Regions from separate parts of the Homo sapiens genome. Here region 1 is linked to region 2. The links are chromatin loops, found by intact Hi-C in ENCODE. Cell type or tissue: left lung. All regions are shown on one strand. Links, peaks and the distances in the headings refer to the core of each region. The heading gives the core; the rest is flanking DNA.

Region 1 (15,949 bases), core at 7,820-15,819, 140 kb after region 2:
TACTTATGGACATTTGAGATGTTTCCAGTTTTTGGCTTTTGAGAGTAGTGTTGCCATATACATACTTAAACCTGTCTTTTAGTAAGCATAAATATGCATTTCGGCCAGGTAGATTCAGCCTAGGAGTGGAATTGCTGGGTCACAGAATGTATATATTCAGCAGTTTTTCAAAGAGGTTGCACAAATTTACATGGAAATAAGGACATCTGTTTTTCAAAAGATGCCATTAACAAAGTGAAAAGTCCACAGAGTGGAGGAAGATATTTGCAATATATGTATTTATATCAGAATAAGCAAATAACTCTTACAAATCAATAACAAAAAGACAAGACAGAGACTGAGACAGGAGGAGATTGCTTCAGCCTAGGAGTTTGAATCCAGTCTGGGCAACATAGTGAGGCCCTATCTCTATTGAAACAAAAAAAAAGGGGGGGGGCTACCCTTTTTGGGTCCCCTCCCTTTGTATGGGAGCTCTGTTTTCACTCTATTAAATCTTGCAACTCTCTTCTGGTCCATGTTTGTTATGGTTCAAGCTGAGCTTTTGCTCACCGTCTGCTACTGCTGTTTGCTGCTGTCACAGACCTGCCGCTGACTTCCATCCCTCTGGATCTGGCAGGGTGTCCGCTGTGCTCCTGACCCAGTGAGGGGCCCATTGCTGCTCCCAATTGGGCTAAAGGCTTGCCATTGTTCCTGCACGGCTAAGTGCCCGGGTTCGTCCTAATTGAGCTGAACACTAGTCACTGGGTTCTACGGTTCTCTTCCGTGACCCACGGCTTCTAGTAGAGCTATAATGCTCACCACATGGCCCAAGATTCCATTCCTTGGAATCCGTGAGGCCAAGAACCCCAGGTCAGAGAACACGAGGCTTGCTGCCATCTTGTAAGCAGCCCACCGCCATTTTGGAAGCAGCCCACCACCATCTTGGGAGCTCTGGGAGCAAGGACCCCCCAGTAACATTTTGGCAACCACAAAGGGACCTCCAAAGTGGTGAGTAATATTGGACCACTTTCACTTGCTCTTCTGTCCTATCCTTCCTTAGAATTGGAGGAAAATACCAGGGACCTGTCAGCCAGTTAAAAACAATTAGCATGGCCGCCAGACTTAAGACTCATGTGTGAAGCTATCTGGGGAAGGGCTTTCTAACAATCCCCAACCCTTCTGAGTTGGGAACATTGGTCTGCCTGGAGCCAGCTTCCACTTTCAGTTTTCCTGGGGAAGCCAAGGGCCGACTAGAGGCAGAAAGCAGTCATCCCAAACTCCCGGCATTAGCTGGTTGAGATCATGGCGCAGCCAGAAGTCTCTACTCAACAGTCGCCCATGCGGGCGCTCCTACCTTTCCTTCTGACCCATACCTCCTGGGTCCTGACCATGACTTTCTTGAAAGTGTAGTCCCAAAATTCTCCTTACCTCTGAATCTACTTCCTCTGATCCCTGCCTCCTAGGTACTAATGGTTCAGACTTTCCTTTCCTCTAGCAAGTTGTAACTCCAAAGGGATCTAAGGAAGCTCTACACTGTGTCCTTAGGCATCTAGGCTATAAACCCAGGGAGTCTTATCCCTGGTGTCCCTCCCAATTTAGGTATACAGCTCTCAACATGGGCTGTATACCTGCCCCAAGTTTGTAATGGCTAAGAGAGAGAGACAGAGAGGAGAGAGAGAGACAGAGAAGAGAGACAGAGAGAAAAAGAGGGAGTCAAAGAGAGAGAAATATAGAAATAGTAAAAAAAAAAAAAAAAAAAAAAAAAAGTGTGCCCTATTCCTTTAAAAGCCAGGGTAAATTTAAAACCTATAATTGATAATTGAAGGTCTTCTCCATGAGCCTATAACACTCCAACACTACCTTGTTGTCAGTGTAAACAAAGGCATAGCTTGAAAATACTGAGACCACTGACAACCCGTAGCCTTCCTATGACAAATCCTTAACCCAGTAACCCGCAGATGGCCCTGGCCCAAATGCATTCAATCTGTAGCGGCAACTGCTTTGCTAACAGAAGAAAGTAGAAAAGTAACTTTTAGAGGAAACCTCATGTGAGCACACCTCACCAGTTCAGAATTATTCTAAGCCAAAAAAAGCAAAAAGGTAGCTTACTAACTCAAAAATCTTAAAGTATAGGGTTAGTCTGTTAGAAAAAGGTAATATAACACTAACCACTGATAATTCCCTTAACCCAGCAGATTTCCTTACAGGTGATTTAAATCTTAATTACCATACAAAGGTCTGACCAGACCTAGGAAGAGCTCCCTTCAGGACAGGATGATAGATGGTTCCTCCCAGATGATTGAGGAAAAAACCACAATGGGTATTCAATAATTGATAGGGAGACTCTTGTGCAAGCAGAATTAGGAGAATTGCCTAATAATTGGTCTACTCAAACTTTCGAAATGTTTGCACTCAGCCAAGCCTTAAAGTACTTACAAAATCAAAAAGACTATCTCAATCCTGACTCAAAAGGTTACCTACACCCTCTCTGAAACGAATTTGCATAAGAACTGTTGTTTATGGGAGTGCATCTTGATGGGGCAGCTGGTTTGTTAGGAAATACTCAGGAACCCAGCCCAGCTCTAGAACTCACCCCTGAGCACAAAGGCAATGTTGGGCACGCTGTTAAAGGAGCACTAGAATCCAGTAGCCTGGACCCCTTTCTTTGCGGTCAAGAAAGGTGGGAAAAGGGGTGCAGGACTGCTACATCAGTGAGTGTAAATAATCCGATAAGCAGAGGTCCATGGGTGGTTACGCACCCTGGAAAGGAATAAGCATTAGGACCATAGAGGACACTCTATGACTAATGCTCATCGGAAAATGACTAGGGGTGCTGGCATCCCTATGTTCTTTTTCCCCACAAGGCAAAAACGCCCCTAAGATGTATTCTGGAGAATTGGGTCCAATTTGACCCTCAGACGCTAAGAAAGAAATGACTTATATTCTTCTGCAGTACCGCCTGGCCATGATATCCTCTTCAAGAGTGAGAAACCTGGCCTCCTGAGGGAAGTATGAATTATAACACCATCTTACAGCTAGACCTCCTTTGTAGAAAAGAAGGCAAATGGAGTGAAGTGCCATATGTACAAACTTTCTTTTCATTAAGAGACAACTCGCAATTATGTAAAAAGTGTGATTTATGCCCCACAGGAAGCCCTCAGACTCTACCTCCCTACCCCAGCATCCCCTCGACTCCTTCCCCAACTAATAAGGACCCCCCACTTCAACCCAAACGGTCCAAAAAGAGATAGACAAAGGGGTAAACAATGAATCAAAGAGTACCAATATTCCCCAATTATGCCCCCTCCAAGCAGTGGGAGGAGGAAAATTCAGCCCAGCCAGAATGAATGTAACTTTTTCTCTCTCAGACTTGAAGCAAATTAAAAGAGACCTAGGTAAATTCTCAGATAACCCTGACGTCTATACTGATGTTCTACAAGGGTTAGGACAATCCTTTGATCTGACATGGAGATATATAATGTTACTGCTAAATCAGACACTAACCCAAATGAGAAAAGTGCCGCTGTAACTGCAGCCCGAGAGATTGGCATTCTCTGGTATCTCAGTCAGGTCAATGGTAGGATGACAACAGAGGAAAGAGAACGATTCCCCACAGGCACGCAGGCAGTTCCCAGTGTAGACTCTCATTGGGACACAAAATCAGAACATGGAGATTGGTGCCGCAGACATTTGCTAACTTGCGTGCTAGAAGGACTAAGGAAAACTAGGAAGAAGCCTATGAATTACTCAATGATGTCCACTATAACACAGGGAAAGGAAGAAAATCCTACTGCCTTTCTGGAGAGACTAAGGGAGGCATTGAGAAAGCATACCTGTCTGTCACCTGACTCTGTTGAAGGCCAACTAATCTTAAAGGATAAGTTTATCACTCAGTCAGCTGCAGACATTAGAAAAAAACTTCAAAAGTTTGCCTTAGGCCCAGAACAAAACTTAGAAACCCTACTGAACTTGGCAACCTCGGTTTTTTATAATAGAGATCAGGAGGAGCAGGCGGAATGGGACAAACGGGATAAAAAAAAAGGCCACCACTTCAGTCATGGCCCTCAGGCAAGCAGACTTTGGAGGCTCTGGAAAAGGGAAAAGCTGGGCAAATCAAATGCCTAATAGGGCTTGCTTCCAGTGCAGTCTACAAGGACACTTTAAAAAAGATTGTCCAAATAGAAATAAGCCACCCCCTTGTCCATGACCCTTATGTCAAGGGAATCACTGGAAGGCCCACTGCCCCAGGGAATGAAGGTCCTCTGAGTCAGAAGCCACTAACCAGATGATCCAGCAGCAGGACTGAGGGTGCCCGGGGCAAGCGCCAGCCCATGCCATCGCCCTCACGGAGCCCCGGGTATGCTTGACCATTGAGGGCCACGAGGTTAACTGTCTCCTGGACACTGGTGCGGCCTTCTCAGTTTTACTCTCCTGTTCCGGACAACTGTCCTCCAGATCTGTCACTATCTGAGGGGTCCTAGGACAGCCAGTCACTAGATACTTCTCCCAGCCACTAAGTTGTGACTGGGGAACTTTACTCTTTTCACATGCTTTTCTAACTATGCCTAAAAGCCCCACTACCTTGTTAAGGAGAGACATTCTAGCAAAAGCAGGAGCCATTATACACCTGAACATAGGAGAAGGAACACCCGTTTGTTGTCCCCTGCTTGAGGAAGGAATTAATCCTGAAGTCTGGGCAACAGAAGGAAAATATGGACGAGCAAAGAATGGCCATCCCATTCAAATTAAACTAAAGGATTCTGCCTCCTTTCTCTACCAAGGCAGTACCCCCTTAGACCTGAGGCCCAACAAGGACTCCAAAAAATTGTTAAGGAACTAAAAGCCTAAGGCCTGGTAAAACCATGCAATAGCTCCTGCAATACTCCAATTTTAGGAGTACAGAAACCCAATGGACAGTGGAGGTTAGTGCAAGATCTCAGGATTATCAATGAGGCCATTGTTCCTCTATACCCAGCTGTACCTAACCCTTATACTCTGCTTTCCCAAATACCAGAGGAAGCAGAGTGGTTTACAGTCCTGGACCTTAAGGATGCCTTTTCCTGCATCCCTGTGCATCTTGACTCTCAATTCTTATTTGCCTTTGAAGATCCTTCGAACCCAATATCTCAACTCACCTGGACTGTTTTACCCCAAGGGTTCAGGGATAGCCCCCATCTATTTGGCCAGGCATTAGCCCAAGACTTGAGCCAGTTCTCATACCAGGACACTCTTGTCCTTCAGTACATGGATGATTTACTTTTAGCCGCCTGTTCAGAAACCTTGTGCCATCAAGCCACCCGAGCGCTCTTAAATTTCCTTGCCACCTGTGGTTTCCAAACCAAAGGCTCAGCTCTGCTCACAGCAGGTTAAATACTTAGGGCTAAAATTATCCAAAGGTACCAGGGCCCTCAGTGAGGAATGTATCCAGCCTATACTGGCTTATCCTCATCCCGAAACCCTAACGCGACTAAGAGGGTTCTTTGGCATAACAGGCTTCTGCTGAATATGGATTCCCAGGTATGGCAAAATAGCCAAGCCATTATATACACTAATTAAGGAAACTCAGAAAGCCAATACTCATTTAGTAAGATGGACACCTGAAGCAGAATCGGCTTTCTAGGCCCTAAAGAAGGTCCTAACCCAAGCCACAGTGTTAAGCTTGCCAATGGGGCAAGACTTTTCTTTATATGTCACAGAAAAAAACAGGAATAGCTCTAGGGGTCCTTACACAGGTCTGAGGGATGAGCTTGCAACCTGTGGCATACCTGAGTAAGGAAATCAATGTAGTGGCAAAAGGTTGGCCTCATTGTTTATGGGTAGTGGTGGCAGTAGCAGTCTTAGTATCTGAAGCAGTTAAAATAATACAGGGAAGAGATGTTACTGTGTGGACATCTCATGATGTGAACGGCATACTCACTGCTAAAGGAGACTTGTGGCTGTCAGACAACCATTTACTTAAATATCAGGCTCTATTACTTGAAAGGCCAGTGCTGCAACTGTGCACTTGTGCAACTCTTAACCCAGCCACATTTCTTCCAGACAATGAAGAAAAGATAGAACATAACTGTCAACAAGTAATTGCTCAAACCTACACCACTCGAGGGGACCTTCTAGAGATTCCCTTGACTGATCCAGACCTCAACTTGTATACTGATGGAAGTTCCTTTGTAGAAAAAGAACTTCGAAAAGCGGGGTATACAGTGGTCAGTGATAATGGAATACTTGAAAGTAATTCTCTCACTCCAGGAACTAGTGCTCAGCTGGCAGAACTAATAGCCCTCACTTGGGCACTAGAATTAGGAGAAGGAAAAAGGGTAAATATATATACAGACTCTACGTATGCTTGCCTACATGCCCATACAACAATATGGAAAGAAAGGGAATTCCTAACTTCTGAGGGAACATCTATCAAATATCAGGAAGCCATTAGGAGATTATTATTGGTGGTACAGAAATCTAAAGAGGTGACAGTCTTACACTGCCAGGGTCATCAGAAAGAAAAGGAAAGGGAAATAGAAGGGAACCGCCAAGTGGATATTGAAGCAACAAGAGCCACAAGACAGGACCCTCCATTAAAAATGCTTATAGAAGGACCCCTAGTATGAGGTAATCCCCTCTGGAAAACCAAGCCCCAGTACTCAGAAGAAGAAATAGAATGGGGAACCTCAGGAGCACATAGTTTCCTCCCCTCAGGATGGCTAGCCACCAAAGAAGGAAAAATACTTTTGCCTGCAGCTAACCAATGGAGATTACTTAAAACCCTTCCCCAAACCTTTTACTTAGGCATTGATAGCACCCATCAGATGGCCAAATCATTATTTACCGGGCCAGGCCTTTTCAAAACTATCAGGCAGATAGTCAGGGCCTGTAAAGTGTGCCAAAGAAATAATCCCCTGCACTGCAGGTCATACATTTCAATCCCTGTATCTTTAACGTCCTTGTTAAGTTTGACTCTTCCAGAATCAAAGCTGTAAAACTACAAATCGTTCTTCAAATGGAGCCCCAGATGCAGTCCATGACTAAGATCTACCGCAGACCCCTGGACCGGCTTGCTAGCCCATGCTCCAATGTTAATGACATCGAAGGCACCCCTCCCAAGGAAATCTCAACTGCACAACCCCTATTATACCCCAATTCAGCAGGAAGCAGTTAGAGTGGTCATTGGCCAACCTCCCCAACAGCACTTGGGTTTTCCTGTTGAGAGGGGGTACTGAGAGACAGGACTAGCTGGATTTCCTAGGTCGACTAAGAATCCCTAAGCCTAGCTGGGAAGGTGACTGCATCCACCTTTAAACACAGGGCTTGCAACTTAGCTCACACCTGACCAATCAGGTAGTAAAGGGAGCGCACTAAAATGCTAATTAGGCAAAAACAGGAGGTAAAGAAATAGCCAATCATCTATTGCCTGAGAGCACAGCAGGAGGGACAATGATCAGGATATAAACCCAGGCATTCGAGCTGGCAATGGCTACCCTCTTTGGGTCCCCTCCCTTTGTATGGGAGCTCTGTTTTCATTCTATTAAATCTTGAAACTGCAGGGAAAAAAAAAAGTCCAATAGAAAAACAAGCACACGACCTGAACAAACACTTTCACAAAGAAGAGAGCAAAATGACCAAAAACATATGAAAAGGTGCTCAAATTTATTAGTCACCAGAGAAATGCAAATTGAAGCCACAATGTATTGTATCACAATGTAATACAATATACCCACCAGAATAGCGAAGATGCAGGCAATAATGTGGAACAATGGAAAACCCTCACACACTTTCAGGTAGTTTAAATAGGTACAAATAGCCTTTCAACATGTGCTAATTTATGACCACAATATTTCTTCTCTATTCACTTTCACTAGATTGTGCAACCCTTCCTACCCCCATACGTATCAAGAATTTCAAGACAAATATCAGAGTGTTAAGTTCTATTCAGGTCTAAAATTGTATCCATGTGAGAGATGTTAATGGGTTAGGGAACTGGGGTTGTGTGGACACCTAGCCACTGCCTGGTGAGCATTCCCCCCCCCTTTTTTTTTTTTCCTGCTCTGTGATACATTTCTAAGAAAATCAGAGTCTGATTTTAATCCTGAGGCTGTGGTATTTTCTATAGTAGGAGCAAGCAATCTTAAAGCAAGTGGGTCTGCAAGCCAGCTGGGGCAGCACCACAAATCCAGGAACTTCTATGTGTGGCTTCAGACATCTCTATGGTTTCCACCTGGCTGGCTTCCTAGCCCTCTGTTTGCATGCGCTCCTGTGCCTCTTACAGCCTGCTTCTGGTTTGGGATTCGGGTCTTGGCTCTTGCAACTAGACTCTCACTTGCCTGCTGCCTGCTCCAGGCTCTGCCTCAGCCTTAGCTCTGCCTTGCAGGCATCATCATCATCTATGTGTAACTCCAAAGTACTGGGCATGGAAAATCAAAGCAGGACTAGGAGTGTTCACATTGAGGTGTGGTCAAATATTTCATGGGGTGGGAGGGCAGGAGGAGAGCTTAATCAGGGCACAGAGGTCCAGGTAGCTGAAGTGAACATTCTTGTCAGCCCAATATCCGGTCACTTTTCTTGTAACAACACACTGATTATCCTTAAGGAAATGTTGCTTCTGCTCTCTCAGTTAATATGATTTGGATAAAGCTAAATCCATCCCCAGTTCCAGGATGCTGAGGTGACTACAGACTGGCCAAACAGAACATTATGTTTCCCTGGCCACAGAAATGGATGCAGACATGGCCATGTGACTCAGAGCCTTGGTAATATAGTTGGGGGAGAATTGCTTTTTCTGCAGGGAAGTCTGAGAAGAGAGAATGAAAGTGTAGGATTTGGCTAGTAGACATGGCCATCTTGCTGGTAGGAATGGATACTCGCCTTAGAAAAAGACAAACTGCAGAACAGAGACAGAAGAGAGACCAGGCCCCAATGACAATGTTGGAACTCCTCAGTCCATCTGTGTGGAAAGGCAGGACTACCTCCAAACTTGTCAATTATGTGAGTCAACTAATGTTCTTTTTGTTTAAGCCAATTCAAATCGGGTTTCTGCTACCAAATAAGTCTAATTCCACAGGCAGGACTATCAGGGGTTTTCAAAAATAGTTTCTGTAGGGAGGCACAGATTCAAGGAAGGCATCTGAGGCAGCACCATGAGTGAGAAAGGAGATAAAGTGGGCAGAACCATGGGCCCCGACTCTGCTTTATCCACATCAGCTTTGTGTGTATCTGTTGTACATGTTGGGATTCCACATGAAATTTCATGTGAAAACTAGATTTTGCTGGTAAAAAATCTGCAAACCCACTGGGTGAGATAACTGAGGAACAAGAAGAAGAAACACCAGAATGTGATTTTTTTCCCAGAAAGAAGTTTATTTTTATTTACCTGTTGTGTAACATATTTTAATGATAGCTTCCCAATACTTAAAGGCTTTTCTGATGTGATTGGTGGTGATAGTAACTACTGTGAGTTTTTTGATATTATAAAATATGATGATTTAATTTTCATAATACATTGAATCAATATACTTCAAATGACTAATGCATGGGGAAGATCCATTCAAAGTGTAAGATACACCAATGGATTTTAATGAAACAGATTTGAAAAGTTCACTGATACAGTTTCAGGTTCTACTTTGCGACTAACCCTTAATACATTACCCCTTGTAGAGTTTTGGTGTAGTATCAAAGAAGAATAGCCACAAAGCTATTAAAATTCTTCCTCCCTTTTTCAACTAAATATATATGTGAAGTCAACTTTTCTTCATATATTTCAGCCTAAACAATGTATCACAGCAGATTGACTGCAGAGGCAGATATGAGAATACAGCTGTCTCATATTAAGCTGGCCATTAAACAAATGTACAGAAATGTAAAATAATGCCACTCTTTTTACTATTTTTTTCTTGGAAAATATAATTGTTTTCCATAAAATACTATTTCAGGTAAATATATAATAGGTTTTGTTGTTATTTTAAATAAATAGATAAATACTTAACAATTTTTCAGTTTTAATTTCTAATAGGATAAATATTAACAGGTGTGACCCAGATAAACCAAAGTACTTTGACGTCCTTAATTTTTAGGTGCATAAAGGGGTCCTGAGATAAAAAAGTTTAAGAACCACTAGACTAGTGGATAGTTAGGTATTTAACACATAAGCATACAAATAAGGATGTAATTGTAAACCTGGGTGTATTAGTCCATTTTCATACTACTATGAAGAAATACCTGAGTCTGAGTAATTTATAAAGAAAAAGAGGTATAATGGATTCAGTTACACGTGTCTGAGGAGGTCTCACAATCATGGCATAAGGCAAAGGAGGGGAAATGACACATCTTATGTGGTGGTAGCAGGCAAGACAGCGTGTGCAGAAGTGCCCTTTGTAAAACCATCAGATTGGCTGGGTGCATTGGCTCATGCCTGTAATCCCAGCACTTTGGGAGACCGAGGCAGGCAGATCACTTGAGGTCAGGAGTTCGAGACCAGCCTGACCAACATGGAGAAACCCCAACTCAACTAAAAATACAAACTTAGCCGGGTGTGGTGGCACATGCCTGTAATCCCAGCTACTCAGGAGGCTGAGGCAGGAGAATCGCTTGAACCCGGGAGGCAGAGGTTGCCGTGAGCCAAGATCATGCCTTTGCACTCCAGCCTGGGAAACAAGAGTGAAACTCCATCTCAAAAAATAAACCAAAAAAACCATCAGATTTTGTGAGACTTATTCACTATCACGAGAACAGCATGGGAAAACCCACCCCCATGATTCAATTACCTCCCGCCGGGTCCCTCCCACAACATGTGGGGATTATGGGAGCTATAATTCATGATGAGATTTGGGTGGGGACACAGCCAAACCATAACACTCAATGAGTGATATAAAGGAAAAGAACAAGGTGCTAAGAGAGATGAACCAGGAGACCTAATTTAGATGGGGGATGGTGTCAGAGATGGTGCTACTAAAGAAGTGGTTTTTAAGCTGTTCTGAAGCAGGAGATGGGGGTAAAGATTGTTGTGGGCAGTGGGAACAGCAGGAAAAAGCCCCCGAAGTGGGAACAAGCTTGGTTTGGGTGGAGCATGGTGGTGAGAGGAGAGTGGCATGAGAGGAGTCTGGCAGGATATGAAGCAGGGGCTAAACCTTGCAGGCTCTTGTAAATCATGTGAAGATTTTGGCATTTTTGTCCTAAGTGCATAGAAATGATCATAATATGGATTACTCTAACATAATTCATCAGGCTTGAATTTTTTAAAGATAATCAAGATTCAATTTTTTTTTTAAAAGATAATTGATTGCTGTGTGGTGCTGTGTGGAAAAGGGATTGGAAGGGGACAAGAGAGAAGGTGAGGAGAGCAGTCGGACGGCTATTGTAATAGTCCAGGTGAGAGATAGTGGTACCTGTATCATGGAGACAGCAGTGCAAATGGAGCTATTTCAGAGCTATTAATACCACTTACAGGTTTTGCTGCTGCATTGGAGTGGAAGAGGGGATGACTCCTAGGTCAGAGCAATCCTATACACTATGCTTAGTGACACCAATCCTAAGTATCACCAAAACTAAATACCCATTACATCAATCTGTATAAATATTTTAGGTTTGTAGGCGTGTGTGCCTATATATATGCATGTGATTAAATTGCCCACGTTTACTTTTAGTTATGTGGTTATGAAATTTAAAAAGTCACTCTCATAGCACCACCTTGTGGACAGTAATAAAAAGTGTGTGTGTGTGTGTGTGTGTGTGTGTGTGTGTGCGCGCGCGCGCACGCGCGCACGCATTGTTGGATTCAATCACTAGGAGAAAACACAATACAAGTTCTCCAGAAAGTTTACCAGTTATCAGCCACCCCAAGTCCTTCTTGGAAGGAGAGGGGATAGGAATACATTCGGAAGAGTTAAAGTTAAACTGGCTATTCTGAAAATAACAGGTTAAATTCATTCAGACTAGATCCTCTCTGGTTGATTTTAACATAGTCATTGACTAAAAGTATCATTTATTCAGATAGCCCCTGACAACCCATAATAATACTTTTTGTTTTTTTGCCGAAATATGTTTTTTTCAGTGCATTTACCACTTATCTTCATCAGATTACGGGAAGCATTTTTGTATAAATATCAAGCCTGATGGAAATGGATTTATCTTAATTCCTCACTTAAGTTCCGAACTCACCTAGAATTGCATCCTCTGAGACTGGGCTTTTCTTTTTTCTTTTTTTTTTTTTTTCCGAGACGGAGTCTCACTCTGTCGCCCAGGCTGGAGTGCAGTGGTGCGTTCTGGGCTCACTGCAACCTCCGCCTCCCGGGTTCAAGCAATTCTCTGCCTCAGCCTCCCGAGTAGCTGGGATTACAGGTGCCCACCACCACGCCTGGCTAATTTTTGTATTTTTAGCAGATACGGGGTTTCACCATCTTGGCCAGGCTGGTCTGGAACTCCTGACCTCATGATCCACCCGCCTCAGCCTCCCAAAGTGCTGGGATTACAGGTGTGAGCCACTGCGCCCAGCCCTTCTTTTTCCCTTTTTTTTTTTTTTTTGAGACTGGGCTTTTCTTGCCGCCATCTTGAATCTGATTTGGTTTTCTCTGTTGCGCTTTTTTGCTGGCGTCATTTTCCTCACACCTTAGCTCATCATTCTATCCTGTTCTATTGCTCTGGGCTTCTCAGGAGACCTCTTTCCTTCACAAGACTGGCTTCTCCAGGTGTTAGAAAGTGTCTCTACATGTGAAGCAGATCCCTCTCTTAATTTCCCAAACAAAGCACAGGGAATATCAGGCTAGAATGTTTAACATCTTAATTTAAACACAAAGGAATTACAATGCAGGAAAACCTAAAATGTTACTTCTCCTGATCGTGTCTCTGCTTTAAGAAGCCCCTTGGACTTCTGACAACTTGCCGTTCTCTGTCACTTGGCTGTGTTCCCTAAATGTTGGTCCAGGCCCTGTGCAAGGCTCCCAGCTCTGGCAGCAGCATTAGGGTGGGGAGAGCCTTTCTTCCCTCTCCTTAGGCGTCCTCCTTCCTGTTCCCACGATGATTGATGGAAGAAATGCCTGCCCTTACCTACAGGGCATGGTTTCTAGACACAGTTCAATTCTCATTTTTCTCCTCTGTCTCTGGCTATTTCTTCTGCGCCTGCTTTCCAGGCTCTTCGCACACTGCCTGACTGCTGACACGAGAATTCCTAAGGGCTCAGCATTAGGCCCAGCTATCTTCTTGCTTCATACTCTCCTTGGGCAGTCTTACCCCAGGCCACCATGTTACTTACCCTTAGTGACTCCCAGGTGTATTTATTTCTCTGGTCCAAACCTCTCCATTGATTTCCAGATCCTTATTTCTGATCCATTAATCTACCTTTCCACTTGAATGTTTCATGTCTAAGACTAGATGTGTGATTTCTTGCCCTCAAAATCTGGTATGTTTTGAGTGTTTCCAAGTTCTGTGAAGGTACAACCTTCCATCCAGTTATCAAATCAGAAACCTAGAAGTCATCCTTGATCCTTCTTTCTTTCTTCCTCATCTCCCTCCCCATGCAACCTATTTCAGCCTTCTCCATTTTACCTACCAAGAGGTGTCTCCTGAGAGGCCCACTTCAGTCTACTTTAATTGCCTCCATTCTGTTCTGACCATCTCTTGTCCACACCACTGCCTAACTAACTAGTCTCCGCATGCCTAACTGGTCTCTGCATGCACTTGGGGCTCTCTCCAATCCATGTTCTACTCTGAGGCATGTGTTCAAAATGCAAATCTTACCAGGCCACTTAAAACCTTTCCAAGGTTTCTCACACCTTATAGTCTACACTGCCTTGCGGTGGCCCCACCTTTTGCTCCAGCTGCTTCACAACCACTCTTTAGCCCCACAGGCTTTTCTGTTCCTCAGGCGCATTCACCACAGGGCTTCACATCTGCTTGCCCTTCTTCCCCTTACCCTGTTATCTCTATGCAGCCTTCTTACTTCAGCTAACCATCTCTTCCTCAGACATGCCTTTTCCTTTTCTTTCAGTTCTTTATTATAAGATTGACGCACCCAAAATCTCTTCCCTTAGTTTTCAAGTTTATCTTTATTAAAGTGCTTTTTGATTAATTGCCATCTCCTCAGAAGAGCCTAAGTTTCATAAGAAAAGAGGGTGTGCCACATCTGATTTTGCTCGCTGTGCTGATTTTCCCCAGCATCAAGCATAGTGCCTGGCACATAGGGCATGTTAAAAAACATTGAATGGCCAGGCATGGTAGCTCATGCCTGAATCCCAGCACTTCGGGAGGCCAAGCGGGCAGATCACTTGAGGTCATGAGTTAAAGACCAGCCTGGCCAACATGGTGAAACCCAATTTCTACCAAAAAATACAAACAAATTAGCCAGAGTGGTTGTGTGCACCTGTAGTCCCAGCTACTTGGGAGGCTGAGGCACAAGAATCGCTTGAACCCGGGAGGTGGAGGTTACAGTGAGCCAAGGTCACACCAGTGCACTCCAGCCTGGGCGACAGAGTGAGACTCCATCTCAAAAATAAAAATAAAAATAAAATAAAAAACATTGAATGAATGAATGAATGAATGATTATGTCTCTAAGGCCCTGACAAGGGAATTACAACCATTAACAGAAAATGCAGGCCCAGGTGTGGCTGAAGAGTGCCCACAGCCTGGACAGCTCAGGTCCAGTCTCAGCCAGTTGCTATTCAGGGTTATTTCCACAGTGTGAAGTGAAGGGAATCTTAGGCCTCCCCCAACCTGGCCTGCTCCTACGGGTCTTGTGACATTGGTGAGAATGTTCTTGGAAAAATGATTCACACATCTTGTCTAAGAGCAAACAATAATTCGGGGGAATGTTCCAGTCTAAGTTGATATTTGAAAGAGGAAAATAGTTGCCATCGCCTCAAGGGTTCATTCCCACTAAAGACACAGTCAGTTTAGATGACTAGTCAGAAAAATTAATATCCCCGTCTTCAAGCAAACAGCTTTCTTCTGCTTTGTATTTGAGAAGCTGAAAAAAAAGTCATTTTTCTCAAAACAAAGTTTAAAAGTGAACTAATGGCTCTGAGAAACTTCCAGTTATTTTTATTTTTTTATTTTATTTTATTTTATTTTTTTTGAGACGGAGTCTCGCTGTCGCCCAGGTTGGAGTGCAGTGGCGTGATCTCGGCTCACTGCAGGCTCCGCCTCCTGGGTTCACGCCATTCTCCTGCCTCAGCCTTTTGAGTAACTGGGACTACAGGTGCCCGCCACCTCGCCTGGCTAATTTTTTGTATTTTTAGTAGAGATGGGGTTTCACCGTGTTAGCCAGGATGGTCTCGATCTCCTGACCTCGTGATCCGCCCACCTCGGCCTTCCAAAGTGCTGGGATTACAGGCGTGAGCCACCGCGCCCAGCCACTTCCAGTTATTTTTAAATAACATGTCTCCACTCTGAAGAAAAAAATCAAGTATTACCGGGTACCCTGTTTATAAGATAAAATAACTTATTTTCACTGAACATTGATATACAAAGTAATTAATAGTTTTATATATCAAAATTATACTTTTACATCTAAAACGTAGGTACTTAATCTTTCCTCCATTATTTTACTTATTTATAGACTTGTTCCAGGAATAATTTAACCCAAATTACAATACCATATAAAATATGGCAAACTAACATAAATTATAAACAAATTAAAAATTCAAAGGAGGAATAAGGGAAGGAACATAAAATGGATACAAGAATGAGGTCAATTTAAAAGTTGGCTTTTGTAAGGACCGATACACTACCCGACAGTCATCCTGCTTTTCTTCCTTCTACAAAACCCTGATTTTGTTCTAATATCAAGTGCCCTGTTCTCAGACTCAGAGGATGAACCATGATGATCTGAGTCATGGATCCCCTAGCTAGACAGCTCTTGTTAAAAGGAATATCTTTATTGTTTGCGACTTTTCGTGAGATCTCTTACTTGCAGCTGAGCAGTTCCTTACTAATGCACTGGTGTGTTTTTTAATTCAGCTCTAAGCAGTCAACTCCAAAAGAGACATTCAG
Region 2 (16,368 bases), core at 4,160-12,159:
GTTTACTTTTGAGGGTAAATTGAAAGCTCCCCACCCAGATATTATTAACAACAGTTAATGTAACAGCAGTATAGAGCACTGACCCTGCCATCTGCGTGTATCTTCATTCTGATATTCCTTTCTCTGTCCATCATATGCCCCTTGATTTTGCTTTTCTTTTTTTTAACTGATAGAGTCGATAATTTTATTTTCACATTTCACAATACAAATGAAAACTGCACTTTTTCTGGTCCCACTTCTCCCGTCTAATACTATTCTCTCTTTGATAGGAAGGAGGAGCAAGTCTTCTTTGTCATGCTATTAAGAAAATACCCAGAGTCACAGCACCATGATCTCCTTGTGAAGCAGAACAAGTAATATAAAACTGATCTAAAGAGGCCTCCCCTCTACTCTTATCTGTCTGGTCGAGTCATTTGGGTCCAAGTGGGCACCATTGTGGGAGGGTGGGAGGACTCATCACTGGGGGCCCAGGCATCATTGGCATGTGGCCTCCTGTGTTAGTTTGTTCTCATGCTGCAAATAAAGACAACTTGAGACTGGATAATTTATAAAGGAAAGAGGTTTAATGGACTCACAGTTCCACATGGCTAAGGAGTACTCACAATCATGGCGGAAGACAAAGGAAGAGCAAAGGGACATCTTACATGGCAGCAGGCAAGAGAGCGTGTGCAGGGGAAGTCCCCTTTATAAAACCATCAGATCTCATGAGACTTATTCACTATCGCGAGAACAGCATGAGAAAAACCCACCCCCATGATTCAATTACCTCCCACCGTGTCCCTCCCATGTCATGTGAAGATTATTACAACTCAAGGTGAGATCTGAGTGGGGACACAGAGCCAAATGATATCACCTCCAATGGGCAGCCTCATTCCAGGAGCACATCCCATTGGCATCATCCAGGAGGAGGGGGGGGCCATCATTGGCATCATGGGAGGGCCCCCCAGCTGGGGTGCTGGCATCATACCTGGTGAGGAACAGGAAGAGACTGGGGGGAGGTTGGATCATCGCTCCTGCAGGAGGAGGAACAGAGAACAGAGTAGGAGGTGTTCTTCCTTGTTGAGATGCAGTCTTTGTTCTGTCAGCCAGGCTCCGAGCCTGCTCTTCTATCCATTTCTGGTAGTAGTCTTTCACATTCTCTTTGTGTTTCCTTCCACTGCAATGGTAGGTTCTCACAGATGGAGAGTCGTGGGTGAGGTATGTATTGCAGAAGTCACAACAAAACTTAGGCATGTTGCTCTGTAGCCCGTTAACCACTCTCTTCCCTGATTTTGCTTTGTTTTGATGTGACATTGAAGCACTGCACATGCGCAGAGCAGCTAATAGTTCTTCCCTCTTTGGATTGTTGGATGAAATTTTTTTGAATTTTATTTTTTATTGATACATAATAGATATATGTGTTTTGGGGGTACATATGATAATTTAATATATTTATATAACTTGTTAAGAACAAATCAGTGTAATTGGGACAGCCACCACCTTAAATACTTGTCCTTCCTTTTTGCTGGAAACATTTGTATTATTCTCTTAGCTATTTTGAAATATACAATAGGTTATTCTAAACTATAATCACCCTAGTGATCTATGAAACACTACGTCTTATTTCTTCTATTGGATTAAATGATTTAATACCTGCAATGCTCTTAGCATTGTGCCTGGCACATGATAAATAAATATTAGCTGTCGTTATTCCGACCCAAAACAAGAACATTTTTTATTGTTACAGAAAAAATTGGACCATTGATTATGTTTCACCATTTAAGTGGCTATTGTTTGCATGCTTTCGACAGTTCTATCCCATGCCCTATACATTTACTTTCCCCCAGACCTCCCTCCCCTCCATCTTCAACCTATTACAACAGGGTGTAATAATATAGACGAACACTAGAGGGAAGCATGCAATTGCAATGAAGAAAATCGGCATCAGCACACTTGAAATTCAGACAAGAAGATAGAAGATGTCTAGTATCAAAGGAAAGTGAAATGTCTTCCTTTAATATAGTGTCTTGTAGTATTCTCCTATAGGAGGGAAGTATTATTACTCTATCGGATGAGTATTCCTACTGGAAGGATAGCTGCGGCATTTTAAAAAATCCTGCCTGTATGTGCCTGCCATAAAGATGTCACATAACCATTTCCTCACGTGCTGTTCACTCCACACCCCAGCTCTCCTGAGAGCACTTAGCTTCTCCCGTGAGCCGGTTCCTCCGATGGGAGGCATTTGGAAGCCTACATTAGTATAGTGCTGCCTTACAACGCACTTTAATGTAATATCTAGTCTCTGGGAGGCCCAGGAGTGCTTCAAATTCTAGGCTTCCCTGAGATGTCCAGTGCATTTCTGTTGAGGTGTATATGGGCTCACTCGGCCTGAGTCCCTCAGGGGCAGGAAACGTACCCCATCTTCACCTTTGCATCCCCAGCAGTTTGCAGTGCTGGGCATGCCCTAGAGAAGCTGGATAATGTCTGTTGGACTAAACTGCTTCATGAGCTGCAGACAGAAAAAGAGGGAAATTTATGCTCACTTTATGCCTGAGCAATGGGACTCTAAACTGCACCCCTAACCAGTGAATATTTTTCATTATTTTTCTGGATTATAAAAGTTCATGCTCATAATGTGAAAATCATGCAAAAAGAACATCTAAAATATTCATAATCCCATCCATCCAATATTAACCTGGGGAATACTACAGATTCTTTTAACCTTATGTCAGAGTATAATATATAAATATATGTGTGTGTGTACATATATATAGTGTTTACATTTATGGCAGCATGGAACACCTATCTTTTAAAAATTTTTTTTGAGATGGTGTCTATACTCTGTCACCCAGGTTGGAGTGCAGTGGCGTGATCTGACTCGCTGCAACCTTGGCCTCATCCTCCCACCTCAGCCTCCTGAGTAGCTGGTACCACAAGCGTGCACTACCATGCCCAGCTAATTTTTTGTATTTTTGGTACAGACAGGGTTTTGCCATGTTGCCCAGGCTGGTCTTGAACTCCTGAGCTCAAGTGATCCACCTGCCTTGGAATCCCAAAGTTCTGGGATTACAGGTGTGAGCCACCATGCCCAGCCCTACATCTATCTTTTTTTTTTTTTTAAAACTAATCCCTTTCTTTTGGGAATTTAAGCTGTTTCTCAATTTTTGCTTTTTTTAAAGAGCAGTCTGGTGAATATTCGTGTAGCTAAGTGTAAGCCCACATTCTTTATTAGTGTCTTAGGATAAATTCCCAGAGGCAGAATTTCTGGGTGATGGGTAATTTACATTGTCACCAACAGTGACAGTGCCCTTGATCAGATGAAGAGTTTTAATTAAACGTCACACCAGAACTCCATAATCTTGTCTCAGTCATGTCATCGCTGCTCAAAACATTTGGTGAACTCTGTTTGGTGATCCAGGCTATGACTCATATAAGAAAATAAATCTTAATCTCTCATCTTGCCTTTGATCTTTGACTGTTCAAGAAAATCTAATTTACCACAAAAGGACAAAGACAGCAACCATGGCAGATTTTCATATAGGTGTGCCACCAGAGTCAGGAGGAGATAGGGAAATGCTTCCCAGACTGTTCTGAATAGTGGCAAATCAGAGAATAATTCCTCTAAGTCTTTTTGGAAATTAGAATGGAACTTCCCTATCATCTGAAGACTCCTTATGGATTGAACAAGGAGGGCCCTCTTGACTGGTTTGTCTTTCTTTCTTTTTCTTTCTTTCTCTTTCTTTCTTTCTTTCTTTCTTTCTTTCTTTCTTTCTTTCTTTCTTTCTTTCTTTCTTTCTTTCTTTCCTTCTCTCCTTCCTTCTTTCCTTCCTTCCTTTCTTCCTTCCTTCCTTCCTATCTTCTTTCTCTTTCTCTCTCTCTCTCCCCCTGCTTCCTTTTCTTTTCTTTTCTCTTCTCTTTTTTCTTTCTCTTTTCTTTTCTTTCCAGGGTCTATGCTATGCTGCCTAGGCTGGTCTCAAATTTCTGGACTCAAGCAATCCTCCTGCCTTGGTTTCCCAAAGTGCTAGGATTACAGGCATGAGCCACCTTGACTGGTTTCTTCCTTAAAGGTTCCTAAGCTTCGCCTTTTTTTTTTTTATCTTAAAGATGGACACAGAGATCTAAACATTAAAACAATTTATTTATTGGAGTTTCCTCATAGAAGGGTAAGAGAGACAGTTGCACCTGACTGGGTGCTTAGTATTTCTATAGAGTGGCTTAAGCATGGCAACTGATTAATGAGAGGAGCAGGAGGTGACTTGCATTGTTTTTACTAAGATAATATTTTGTTTTGTTTTGTTTTGTTTTTTTTGGAGAATGGCAGATTGGGTTTATTGAGGGAGGCGACTGAAAGGAACTCAAATCACCCCCTTGGTACTGCTATTTATATTACTGCATTGTGTGGAAATCCTTAGTGGCAAATAAAGCTTTGGGCTGATGTTTAAGGCCCTCTACAATATAATCTTAACGCGACTTTTCTAGCTTTAACTTCGCCTACTCTTACACAGACCTGAATGGATGCTGCACATCCTGTTGGCCCAGCTGCAACTTCAGCCACTGCTGTAGCAACCAGTTTTGTGCAGGTGTGGCTGATGGCTCTGGCTTTGGCTGCCTGACGTTTCCTGGATCCTGCAGCGTGGCACAGGACACATTTGCCTCCTGGTTGCCTTCTGGACTTGCAGGGTACTTACCGTGATAGGGGGTACCCTTTGATGAGCTGGGGATGGGAACTGGAGGGTGAAGACCTCCCTCTTCTCTCTCTCAGTGGACAATTCTGAGGTCCTTCTACACAGTGCCTCAGAAGCCCCTAGCGGGATTGAGCCTCAGTTACCTAAGGCAGTGACCGGCGGATAATGCACCTGTGCTGGCTTTCTTTCCTCCCCTACTCCCCTCTTCAGTCCTTCAGTCTGTTGCCTGGAATCACTTTCCTAAATAAATGTCTTTTTTTTTTTTTTTTTTTTTTTTTTTTAGAGGGAGCCTCGCTCTGTTGCCCAGGCTGGAGTGCAGTGGTGTGATCTCGGCTCCCTGCAACCTCTGCCTCCTGGGTTCAAGCGATTCTCCTGCCTCAGCCTCCTGAGTAGCTGGGATTACAGGCACATGTCACCTCGCCTGGCTAATTTTTGTATTTTTAGTAGAGATGGGGGTTTCACCATGTAGTATACACCATAAGAATGTGTATAACTTTGCCAGGCTGGTCTCGAGCTCCTGACCTCAGGTGATCTGCCCACCTTGGCCTCTGAAAGTGCTGGGATTACAGGTGAGAGCCACCATGCCCAGCATTTCCTAAATAAACTTCATATAAGCTTTGTCTCAGGCTCTGCTTGCTTTGGGGAAACAACAGTCACCACCCTATTTGCTGTTTTTTGATGATGTTCCTTGCTCTTCATCTATTCAGTTCTTTAATACTTGCCTGGGGAACATCTAGTGTGCTCCTGGTCTGGGAAAGGGCCCTAAAATATAAAACGGAATCAGTCACAGGCCTTGCTCTTGAGGAGTTCTTGGTTTAAGAGAGAGAGAGAACAGACAGCTTAAAAAAAAAAAAAGTCAGTGTATCACAAGGTGAATGCTGTTCCAGAGAACCAGGAAGGAAGAACACAGGAGACAGGACAGCTGATCTGGCTTGGGGTATCTGAGGAGGTTTTCTCAGGAGCGTCTTTTAAAGGATGAACAGGAAGTAGTTTACAGGAACAAGGTGGGAAAAGACCTTCTGGGCTGAGAGACTAGTCTGGGCAGAGACACAGAGTCGTGAAAGAACTCGGTATGTTTGTGAACTGTGGGAAGTTCAGGGAGACTGGAGCGGAGGGTGCCTTAGGAATGTGCTATAGAGGAGTCTGTCAAGACCTGGGTGCCTGCTACACTCCGAGAGGTCAGCGAACGGGCCCTCACTGGCTTCTTTTGCGTTGATGGCCTGGTCTGTATTTCTGCACTAGGTGGCCCTCTCATTGTCGCCATGACTGCTGGCCAGTGGACACCTGCAGGAATGGACTTGGGGTAGGCCTGAGGCCCCAGTCTGCTGGGGTGCTCCTGGGAAACTGAGTCTCGCCTCGCCTAGTCTCATGGTAATGTGCAAGGGTTGTTTTGCATCAGCTTCTTGCCACTGGGGCGAGCCAGCAAGCAGCCAGAGCTTCCAGCACAGCCGGAAGGGGCTGGGAGGGTGTATCCACTTCCCCACCCACTAGAAGAATGTGTCTACCTTTGCCTGGGAGCAGGCTGTGCAATCTCCTGCTCGTGTGTGTCTCTGTTTACTTTGCCATGAAACAATCCTGTGTGGGTCTGCTGGTGTCTTCCCTCCCATTGACCCCTATATCTCGTCGGGTAACCATGCATCTCCTGACTCAGGGAAAAGACAGTGACTTTTTAAATATTTATTAATTAATTAATTAATTTTTTTTTTTTTTTAGAGACAGGTTCTTGCTCTGTCACCCAGGCTGGAAGTTCAGTGGCATGATCATAGCTCACCGCAGCCTTGGACTCCTGGACACAGTGATCCTTCCACCTCCTGAGTAGCTGGGACTATAGGCACACACCACTATGCCCAGTTACTTTTGTTTTGTAGAGACAGGGTCTCGCTATATTGCCCAGGCTGGTCTTGAACTCCTGGCCTCAAGTGATCCCTGCCTCAGCCTCCCAAAATGTTGGGATGACAGGTGGGAGCCACTGCACCCTGCTGAGACCAGTGACTTTTAAAGTCGACTAGTGGCTGTCCGAATCAAGTGGTCCCCTCTTTGGCAGTAGTTGGTAAGGAGTAGAAATCAAAGGATACACAGAGAAGATGCTAGGCAGAAGTAGTGAGGATTGGAGGAGAGCAGAGAGAAGCAGGGTGCTGGCAGCAGGAGAAGCAGACTGAATGTGGCTGAGTAACACCGATGTGCCAACACCAGCGGCTAGGAGATAGTGAGGCTTCAGACCCCAGTGGGGCCTGGTGAGATTTCCATTTCTGAACTACACTCCAGAGTGCCAGAAACCTGCTGGTGTGGCTGGTCCTGTGCTCCAGGAAGTGAAAATAGACACGCACTTTCCTATTCCTGTACATATCCTAACACGGAGTAGCGTCAGCAGAGACACTGCCTGGCCATGCTACTTCCCACCATGTAAACTTGAGTAAGTAACTGAGCACTCTTTCTCAGGTTCCTCACTTGTAAACTGGGCTGTTACTGGTGTCTGCTTCATAGGGTTGTTTTGATGCTTGAATGAGTTAATGGGCATAAGATGTGGAGAAGGGCCTGCTGGTGCATATGAAGTACTCAGTAAGCAGGTAGCGGTCTGGGTCTGGGCAGGACACCCAAATTGGGTAACTGAGGAGAGGCTGAGAGACTATTTACAAAAGTATAGGTCAGATGAAGGGACAAAGGATGGTGGAACACCATGGGCTATAACTGGCTGAGAAGTCTTTAGTACTCCTAGGCCTGATGAGGCGAAGGGAGGAAGTAGTTATCAGACACCCAGCAGCCTCAAAACAGGGTGACAGGGCAGGAACTGTGGGGGTCTGGACAAGAGTGCAGCTGGGCCAACCTGGCCCTACAGGGCAGGAGTGGAAAGCATGCATACTCTTAAGACTTCTCCCTAACTCTGATCTCCTGCCCATGATACCCAAAGGCCAATCTGATTGGAGGCCAAAGGATGAGGCTGTTAGGTGGTTACAAAACGCAGTGGTCAGCCTGCCAGGCCCAGAGCAGTTGGTGAGGCATGGAGCAGGGATCTAGGAGCCACTGCAGCCTCTCTAGCACAAATGTCGCCAGTGTTGGCTGCAGTATTGTTATTACAATAGAGGCCTTTCACTTGAGGCCTTGACCGAGTTGCCATTCCTTGCAAACAAAAGAGCCTTACAGAGGCCGGGCACGGTGGCTCATGCCCGAAATCCCAGCTCTTTTGGAGGCCGAGGTGGGTGGATCACATGAGGTCAGGAGTTCGAGACCAGCCTGGCCAACATGGTGAGACCTCGTCTGTACTAAAAATACAAAAATTAGCCAGGCGTTGTCGCAGGCACCTGTAATCCCAGCTACTAGGGAAGCTGAGGCAGGAGAATCACTTGAACCCAGGAGGCGGAGGTTGCAGTGAGCTAATGCCACTGCACTCCAGCGTGGGCGACAAGAGCAAGGCTTCATCACCCCCCCGCCCCGAAAAAAAAAAGACTAACAGAGAAGAGCAACGGGAGCTCTGCAGGGAGACCTAGGGGACCACGCCATTCCCGTGGTCATCATCAGGTACTCTGTTTACCAGCTCTACTCTGTTTACCAGTCTCCCGCACTAGCTGGGAAAAGCTCTCTGGGGCAGGGCAGAAGTCTTTTCCTCTTTATAACCAGAGTGTCCAGCAGAACCAGGGACTTGTCACTGAGGGCTCTGTTGAGGTTTAAGGAACCCCTAAGAACCTGCTGCTCCAGCAGATAGGAGAGGGAAGCACTTAGGGCCTTAGGGGAGAACGCTGAGTCAGGGAACAGTGTGTGCTGCTGTTGCGTGTGTGTGCTTGTGAACATTCACATTTTATACACGTCAGAGAGAAAGTTGAAGGCATTGCCTGTTTTGGGCTGAGGAGGCCAGGCCCCAGATGAGGCTTCTCCCTGGAGCCCCTCTTTTGTCAGCTCCCATTTGTGCCAGGCCCTGGGCTTCCCTGGATCTCACAACTCATTGCAACCCTGTGGAGTTGGCAGCGTGCCTGTTTTATGGACAAGGACGCTGAGGCCAATGAATTCACAAAGGTAGCGGTAATTAGAAGTGTCTGAATTTGAGCCCAGATATGGCTTGAAAGCCTGAGTTCTTTTATTTTTTGAGGGGAAGTCTTGCTCTGTCGCCCAGGCTGGAGTACAGTGGCATGTTCTCGGCTCACTGCAACCTCCGCCTCCTGGGTTCAAGCAATTCTCCTGCCTCAGCGTCCTGGGTAGCTGGGATTACAGGTGCCTGCCACCACGCCCAGCTAATTTTTGTATTTTTAGTAGAGATGGGGTTTTGCCATGTTGGTCAGGCTGGTCTCAAACTCCTGACCTCAAGTGATCTGCCCACCTCTGCCTCCCAAAGTGTTGGGATTACAGGCGTGAGCCACCGTGCCTAGCCAGCCTGAGTTCTTAATCATTGAGCTAGTGTTTCCCAGTGGAGATACTGCAGGTCATCATTTGAATTTTTGTCACTTCTGTGTATTTCCTGTTTATCATTTACTTAACATTTTTCTCGAAATTGTCTTTTTTGGTACTTTAAACAAGTTTACTTGAAAAGGAAACTGTATCACTACCATAAATGGAGAGCTAGAATCACCTACTGTAAATAGAAGGTATCATAAATATAAACACAAAGGAATTCTTGGTCTCCAGCGTGGCCAACTCCAAATTCTAGAGCAGAATGATTTTGAAGTAACTCCATTCCTTTTAATTGCTTCGTTGCCTTGAGAGGCCTCTCTCTCCTCTATCTGTCTGGGCTCTAAGATGTGTAAAATTGGATTTGATCAGATTGTAGCCAGAGGTGTGCTGGTAAATGTTTAACAACTGGTGCTCCAGAAATTAAATTTTTTTTTAACACATGCAAGTGTCAGATAAATCTTACTGATATAAAGGAATTGTAGCACCCAATGTACAAATAATAAGAAATTATACAGTATTCTAAACTGTAAATTCCATATAGCTTATTGATTCCCTCAGAATGTTTTCATTGCTTTTTGCTGAACCGTTGTATCTGAACCTTGTATTTTGCTGAACCCTTGGCATATATTGTATGCCAACCTGTGGTTGATATTGACAAACAAGCAATTATGACATAAATGCTGGTTGGTACCAGTAAGATTAAAATGAAGAAGCCTTAACTTTCAGATGTTTGTCAAAATTTCACTGGTTCATCAGTGTCATCAATGATGTGAGTGACTTCTTTATTGATTTGGGCAGTAGTTTTTGACTGCTAGAAAAATATTTCTTCAACTTTTTTTTCTATTTGCAATGTAATGGTTCCAAGTATGACATAATTCTAAGTTAAAGCTCTATTATTAACATTTTCGTCATCATTTTCTTAAGTCTAGACAACAACTAATAAATCAAGCCCCAATTTGTTGCTTTTGCCACTTTCTAAGTACTAAATACTGCTACTGTTAAATATATACTGTTAAATATAATACTGTTAAATATAACTTATTTAATTATAAATCTAGAATTTAATTTTTAATAATAGCTGTGTTTATCAACTGGCTCTCAAGATTCCTAAACATTTGACTGTTGCAAGTTGGTATGTGCCGGCTCCTGTGTGCCACTGATTATGGCCCTTATCTTGAAACCAGGCAAGCTGCATATGTTCCCCTTGTGGAGTCACCATCCAGAATAATTTCTACTCTTTTTAGACATGAACACGCCGCTGTGCTCTGCTCCAATAAAATAGCAAAGTTTTTCTCTCCTCGCACTTTCTCACCTCAGCTCCTACTTTCCTTCCCCGGACTCCGCTCCCTGGATATTCCTTGAACACACGAGACATGCACACCTCAGGGCCTTTGGACTTGTTATTTCCCCTGCCTAGAATGTTTTTCCTCCAATTAGCTGCATGTTTCATTCCCTCACCTCCGTCAAGCATTTGCTCAAATATCACTCTGTTTATAACTGCGATCCCTCCTCTCCCCTACTCCCCTACTGACCATCCCTTCTACCTGCTTTATTTTTCTCCATAGCATTGACTATCTTCAATGTATTATACTGTATAAAATCTTTGCATATATTTTGTTTATTGCCTTCTTCTCTCCATGACAATGTAAGCAACACAAAGGCTAGAGGTTTTTTGCTTGTTTGTTTTATTTTGTTTTGAAGACAGGGTCTCACTCTGTCACCCAGGCTGGAGTTGCAGTGGTGAAATCTCAGCTCATTGCAACCTCCACCTCCTGGGTTCAAGCAATTCTTGTGCCTCAGCCTCCTGAGTAGCTGGGACTACAGGCTTGTACCACCACGCTTGGCTAATTTTTTTTTGTAGTTTTAGTTGAGACTGGGTTTCACCATGTTGGCCAGTCTGGTCTCAAACTCCTGGCTTCAAGTGACCTGCCAGCCTTGGCCTGCCAGAATGCTGTGATTACAGGTATGAGCCACCATGCCCAGCCAAGGGCTAGAGTTTTTGTACATTTTGCTGGATCCTTTGTGTATGGAACAGTACCTGGCATAGTGTAGGGAAGCAGTATGTATATATGTGTGTTGGATAAATGAATGAATATATAATATGTAATATATAATAGAAACATTCTTACATTGCCTCTGATGAAATGCTTATGTCTCTTTTAATCTATAGATTCTCCTTCTATCTCTTTTGCTTTCTTGAAATTATTTATTGAAGAACCCAGGTTCCCCATAGCAGAGTTTCCTATAGTCTCATTGCAGCCCAAGAATATAATCTGCTCAGATTCAGATTTGATTTTCCTTTTTACAAGACTGCTTCAAACCAACCAGGGAACTATTGGGGAAAAAACCCTGATGGCTTCATAGTTGATGGTGGTGATGGGTACATCTATAACACAAAGGACAGTGTCTGTCTGTCATGTAAATTTTTATATATATATACACACACACACACATGCATGAGGCAGGGATCCAACTTCATTCTTTTGCATGTGAATATCCAGTTGTCCCATTTGTTGAAACAATTATTCTTTCTCCATTGAATTATCTTGACACTCTTGTCTAAAAAAGGGAAGATTTTAAATTAGATTTGTGTGACCAGATTTGCTTCTTTCATAACTTATTTTGGTGGAAACATTGAGAATTCTAGTCAACATCTATTCAGCTCCAGGGTAGAAAATCCATTCAAACTGGCTCAAGTTTGAATAACGGGGGCTCCTACTGCCTAGACTGTGGTCTTGAATCATTGTTTCACACTAAAGAAATCAAGGTTCCTTGAAGACATCGTTGATTACATGTTGAGTGCAGGAAAAGAACAAGATGAGCCTGGAACATCAGAGGCTATTTGTGATCATGTCAAAAGCACTCAGGAACCAAGCTGAATATGCATTTGTCAGGCCAAGATGGAATGATATGAGTATCAACAAGGATAATAATGGCAATGAATTGAAATACATAAAAAAGTTAAAATCCATGAATTCATAATGATATTCTTTTTTTTAAGAGACATAATGATTTTTAGTTTTTGAGACAGGGTCTTGCTCTGTCATCCAGGCTGGAGTGCAGTGGTGTGATCTCGGCTCACTGCAACCTCTGTCTCCCAGGTTCAAATGATTCTCCTGCCTCAGCCTCCCAAGTAGCTGGGACTACAGGCATGCACCACCACACCTGGCTAACTTTTGTATTTTTAGTGGAGACGAGGTTTCACCATTTTGGCCAGGCTGGTCTCGAACTCCTGACCTCAGATGATCTGCCTGCCTTGGCCTCCCAAAGTGCTGGGATTACAGGCATGAGCCACCATGCCTGGCCTGCCTGATATATTTTTAAAATGTTACTTCATTGGTTTTATTTTTGGAGGATGCTAGAAAACTACCTCATTGTTTTGAAAACTGATAAAGGAAAATAATCAGGCATTTATGTTATCTTTCCCTTGTAAAATGTACCTTACGGTAAACCAATAGTTGAAAAGAGGAAGTTTGTCACTATAGAAGTTTTCCAGTTCATAAAAAAGGAATGATTTGAAAGATCATTCTGTAATGCCTCACAAGTGAATATGAGCCATCAATGGCCGATAATATCACTAAAAGAGACAGACAGAGTTAGAGGAAGAGAGCAACAGCCATTGTCCTTTGTGTTATAGACATACACATCACTACCATCACCTATGAAGCAGTCTTCTTTTTTTTCCTCCCCAACAGTTCCCTGGTTGGTTTGAAGCAGTCTTATAAAAAGAAAAATCAAATCTGAATCTGATAAAATGATATTCTGGGGTTGCAATGAGACTATAGGAAACTCTGCTATAGGAACCCTGGGTTTTTCAATAAATAACTTCAAGAAAGGAGAAGAGATGGAGGGAGAATCTGTAGATTAAAAAAGACATAAGCATTTTATCAGTAGCAATGTAAGGATCTTATATATGTATCCCAGTTCAAACAGACTGTATATCAACCAGAGAAATGTGACCTCTGACTGGATATTTGATTATATTAAAATTTATAATTTTTATAGATATAAAAACAGTATTGTGAGTATGTTTCAAAGTCCTAATCTTTAGATATTCTATACTGAAACATATACAGATGAAATGATATGATGCCTGGGATTTGATTCAAAGAAATCCACACGTGGATGTAGGTGAGGGTATAGATGCAGGACAGCTGGCCAAGAGTTGATAATGGTTGAAGTTGGTGATAACACATCGAATTCGTTATATTATTCTCCTTCCTTTTGAAAATTTACTAATAAAATGTTTTTTTAAAAGTTATACATCTTGGCTGGGTGCAGTGGTTCACGCCTGTAATCTCAGCAGTTTGGGAGGCTGAGGCGGGTGGATTGCTTGAGGTCAGGAGTTCAAGATCACCCTGGCCAACATGGTGAAACCCTGTATTTACTAAAAATACAAAAATTAGCCGGGCATGGTGGCAGGTGCCTGTAATTCCAGCTACTCGGAGGCTGAGGCAGGAGAATCGCTTGAACCCGGGAGGCGGAGGTTGCAGTGAGCTAAGATGGCACCACTGCACCCCAGCCTGGGCAACAGAGAGAGACTCCATCTCAAAAAAAAAAAAAAAGTTATACATCTTGACAGCAATAATCATAAAATTAAGCAAAATTAGAAGGAGGGAGAAACTTTGTGTGTTACTTTCTTCAATTTTGGTGGTGGGAGTGAATAAATATGGTCTAAAATTGAAAAAAAAAGTGATAAGAAGAATTAATTGTGAAGGCACAGCAGGCTGTCTCCAAGATGCCTCAAAGCAGGAAATGGAGTGTTTCTGGGCTCCCTGGGGAGGGATTAGGACCTGGCAGGGTGGGCGGCAGTGGCTGCTCCCTCCACCCCTAGGGGCCTCTTGCTATCAAGGCTTTTCCTTTGCTAGTGTGCTGACTTTCCAGGGCTGTGTGACTCTGGTGCACACCACTGACTGTCTTTGACTCTCTCAAGAGAATCTGACTGGTGGCTGCTCAGCCAATGAACCGCTGGCCTGGGTAAGGTCTTATCAGCTGTGGCCTGCATTACAAGTTTGTGGGTGTGTGAATTAGTGGGGGGTTTGCATGGGGTGTTCCAGGAACTATGGGCAGGGCAAATTCTCTAGAAGAAGTAGTTTTTATTGTGGACAGGGTTCGTCCTGAAATTTAGCTAGTATGAGGATGGGTTAAAGGATAGATTAGAATTAGGGACCAGACAAGACACTGCTGAACTTTGATATTCACTCGGCACGTTCTACGTGTCTGACCTTGTGTGGGTGTCAGGAACGCGGGAACAAAGGAAGTGTGAGAGAAGAATAGCCCTGAGAAGTGGATGGGAGGTGGACAAGGCTGGACTTAGGCATTGAGTGGTTTGGTCTTGATCCAGGAGAGGCTGATCTCTTGGCACATCCTCCTAACTACCTCAGCCTTGCAAAAACCTACCCAACACCCAAGGCCCAATGCACGCGCTGCTTTCTCCCGGAAGCCTTTTCCAATCCTCTTTTGAACTCCATAGCAATTTGTACGTCCTTGTCTTAACTTGCTTTGCAAACATAGTTGATGTAGTTGTGGTTGCATATTTCATGCTACTGTAAGTTGCCTCTTTGTTTGATGCTTTCAGACTTCTGCTAGACTGTAAAGTCCATATCTGAGTCACTTTTGCAGGCAGCAGGGCTGTTGGAAGGGCTACATTCCTGAGTGTAAATCCCATTTTCACTGCTTACAAGCTGTGTGACTTTGGGCAAGTTACTTAGCCTCTCTGAGCCCCCACCTTCTTGTTTGTTAATGGGAGTGATAATACCCACCTCAAGGTGTTTTGTTTTGAAAATTAAACCATATCAAGGATATAAAGTACAGGACCAAGCACAGGGCAGTTGATTGGTGTGTATTGAATTGAGGAGGAATAACTCGGATCTTGAGGGATGAGCAGCATTAGCATAGTGGGCGAGATAAGGGAAAGGGAAGGGCATGCTCCAAGCTGTTCTCTTCAGTCCCTCCAGGGGAGGGGGCAGCGTGCGGGGCCACACTCTGGACAGGGCAGCTACTCCTCACATTGTCAGCAGAAGCCACTGCAGTTCTAGGACTCAGGCAGCCACACTCTTGTCCAGTGTAATGGAAACTGCCTTCTGAGCTGCATGCACCCTTACTTGATATCAATGTACCAGGGACTCGGATCTGTAACTAGAACAGCACTTACAGCTTGTCTCTCAGGGAAATGGTGTTGGATGGTCCTCAGGAATATTTCTTCCAGGTTTTCATGGAACCTAGAAAAACACCACAGCTTGCTAAGGTGTAAACCTCTCAGATGCCTGGGATGTTCTAGACTGAGCTGCAGCCAGTGCCTTTCTCCTGTTCAGGGCTGGATATGCACAGACGCCCTCACCAGGGCCTTCTAAACATAATTTGCTTCAACCCTTGCTTGTTGGCACAATTTTTTTCCCACCTCTCTCTATTTCAATAATGGCTGCTTCCTGACCATCTCTACTGCATAAGTAAGTAATCTGCCCTGGAAACTTGTCTTTCTGATTACTTTGCCCCCGCTGTGATTGCCTCCTTCTCCACATCATCCATTTCGCTCTCTCTTTTGGATCCTTCCCATTGGCACAGTGCCATGCTCTAGTGGCTCCAATTTTTAAAACACAAAAAAATCTTTCATTGATCCCACTATTCTCCTGCAGCAACTGCTTCATTTCTCTACGTCTTCTCTGCGGAACTTCTTAAAAGCCTTGTCTATAGCAACTTGTCTATAGCTCTATAGCTATAGCTCCTGCCTCCTCTCCTCACCCATGCCCTGTTCTCTCCCTCACCTGCTCTCCTCTGGGCTTCTGTCTTCTCCACTCCATGAGACTGCTCTTGACATCTTGCCATGACCTCGATTGTCTTCTCAGTGGCTAACTCCTCTGTTCTACTTGAGCCAGATTTTTTTCCTGGGGTTCTGTGATGCCGTACTGTCTAGGAGTTCCCCTCATCTTGATGGCCACTTCTTCTATCCACCCTCATTTCCAGGCTCTGGCTCCTCATGTGACCTCTAAAAGGTTGGCAGTCCCAGGAGATAGGCCTGAGTCCCACCCTCTTTTCTGCCTGTATGCACCTCCCTCCATTGCCCAAACCCCGGGGTCTTCTCACTTCCACCCCACAGCTTAAACACCATACATATAGTGATGGTGCACACATTTTGGTATTTCCATCCTGGCCTTTCCTCAGAGCTCCAAGCTCATACAAACAACTGTCTGGTTGATGTCTTCAGCCATGTGTCTCTCTAGATTTCTGCCCTATGCTGGCTCCTTCACTAGTCTCTGCCCCAATACATGGAACTTCTTACCCATTTACTCAGGATGAGAGCCTAGGAGTGATCATCCTTGATTCT

Evidence for each region. A loop is a pair of places that touch in the nucleus more often than their neighbours do. Peaks named below come from ENCODE experiments on the same cell type or tissue, not always from the same donor. Only the 100,000 strongest peaks of a DNase experiment are listed, where the experiment ranks them.
Region 1: it touches region 2 in a loop (4-fold over the local background); 101 of 110 quality-filtered maps call a loop at or near these places.

What each region holds. Positions count from the first base shown.
Region 1 is chr3:150,853,822-150,869,770 of GRCh38, forward strand. No RefSeq gene overlaps it. Among named protein-coding and RNA genes, the nearest start is that of MINDY4B, 44 kb to the right of the region's middle. In left lung, for the core only: CTCF peaks have their summits at 11,666 (motif pointing left) and 11,865; no DNase peak of the experiment used is centred there.
Region 2 is chr3:150,719,600-150,735,967 of GRCh38, forward strand. It overlaps ERICH6-AS1 (ERICH6 antisense RNA 1), which reads left to right. Exons shown (of 3, transcript NR_121675.1): 3 at 270-547. LOC101928105 (a long non-coding RNA gene) reads right to left here. Exons shown (of 3, transcript NR_121657.1): 3 at 14,872-15,265. It also overlaps the pseudogene SNRPCP3. Among named protein-coding and RNA genes, the nearest start is that of ERICH6, 24 kb to the left of the region's middle. RefSeq lists enhancers at 5,555-6,056, 6,057-6,556, 7,801-8,300 and cis regulatory regions at 10,066-10,458, 13,707-14,398. In left lung, for the core only: no CTCF peak of the experiment used is centred there; no DNase peak of the experiment used is centred there; H3K27ac peaks cover 429 bases.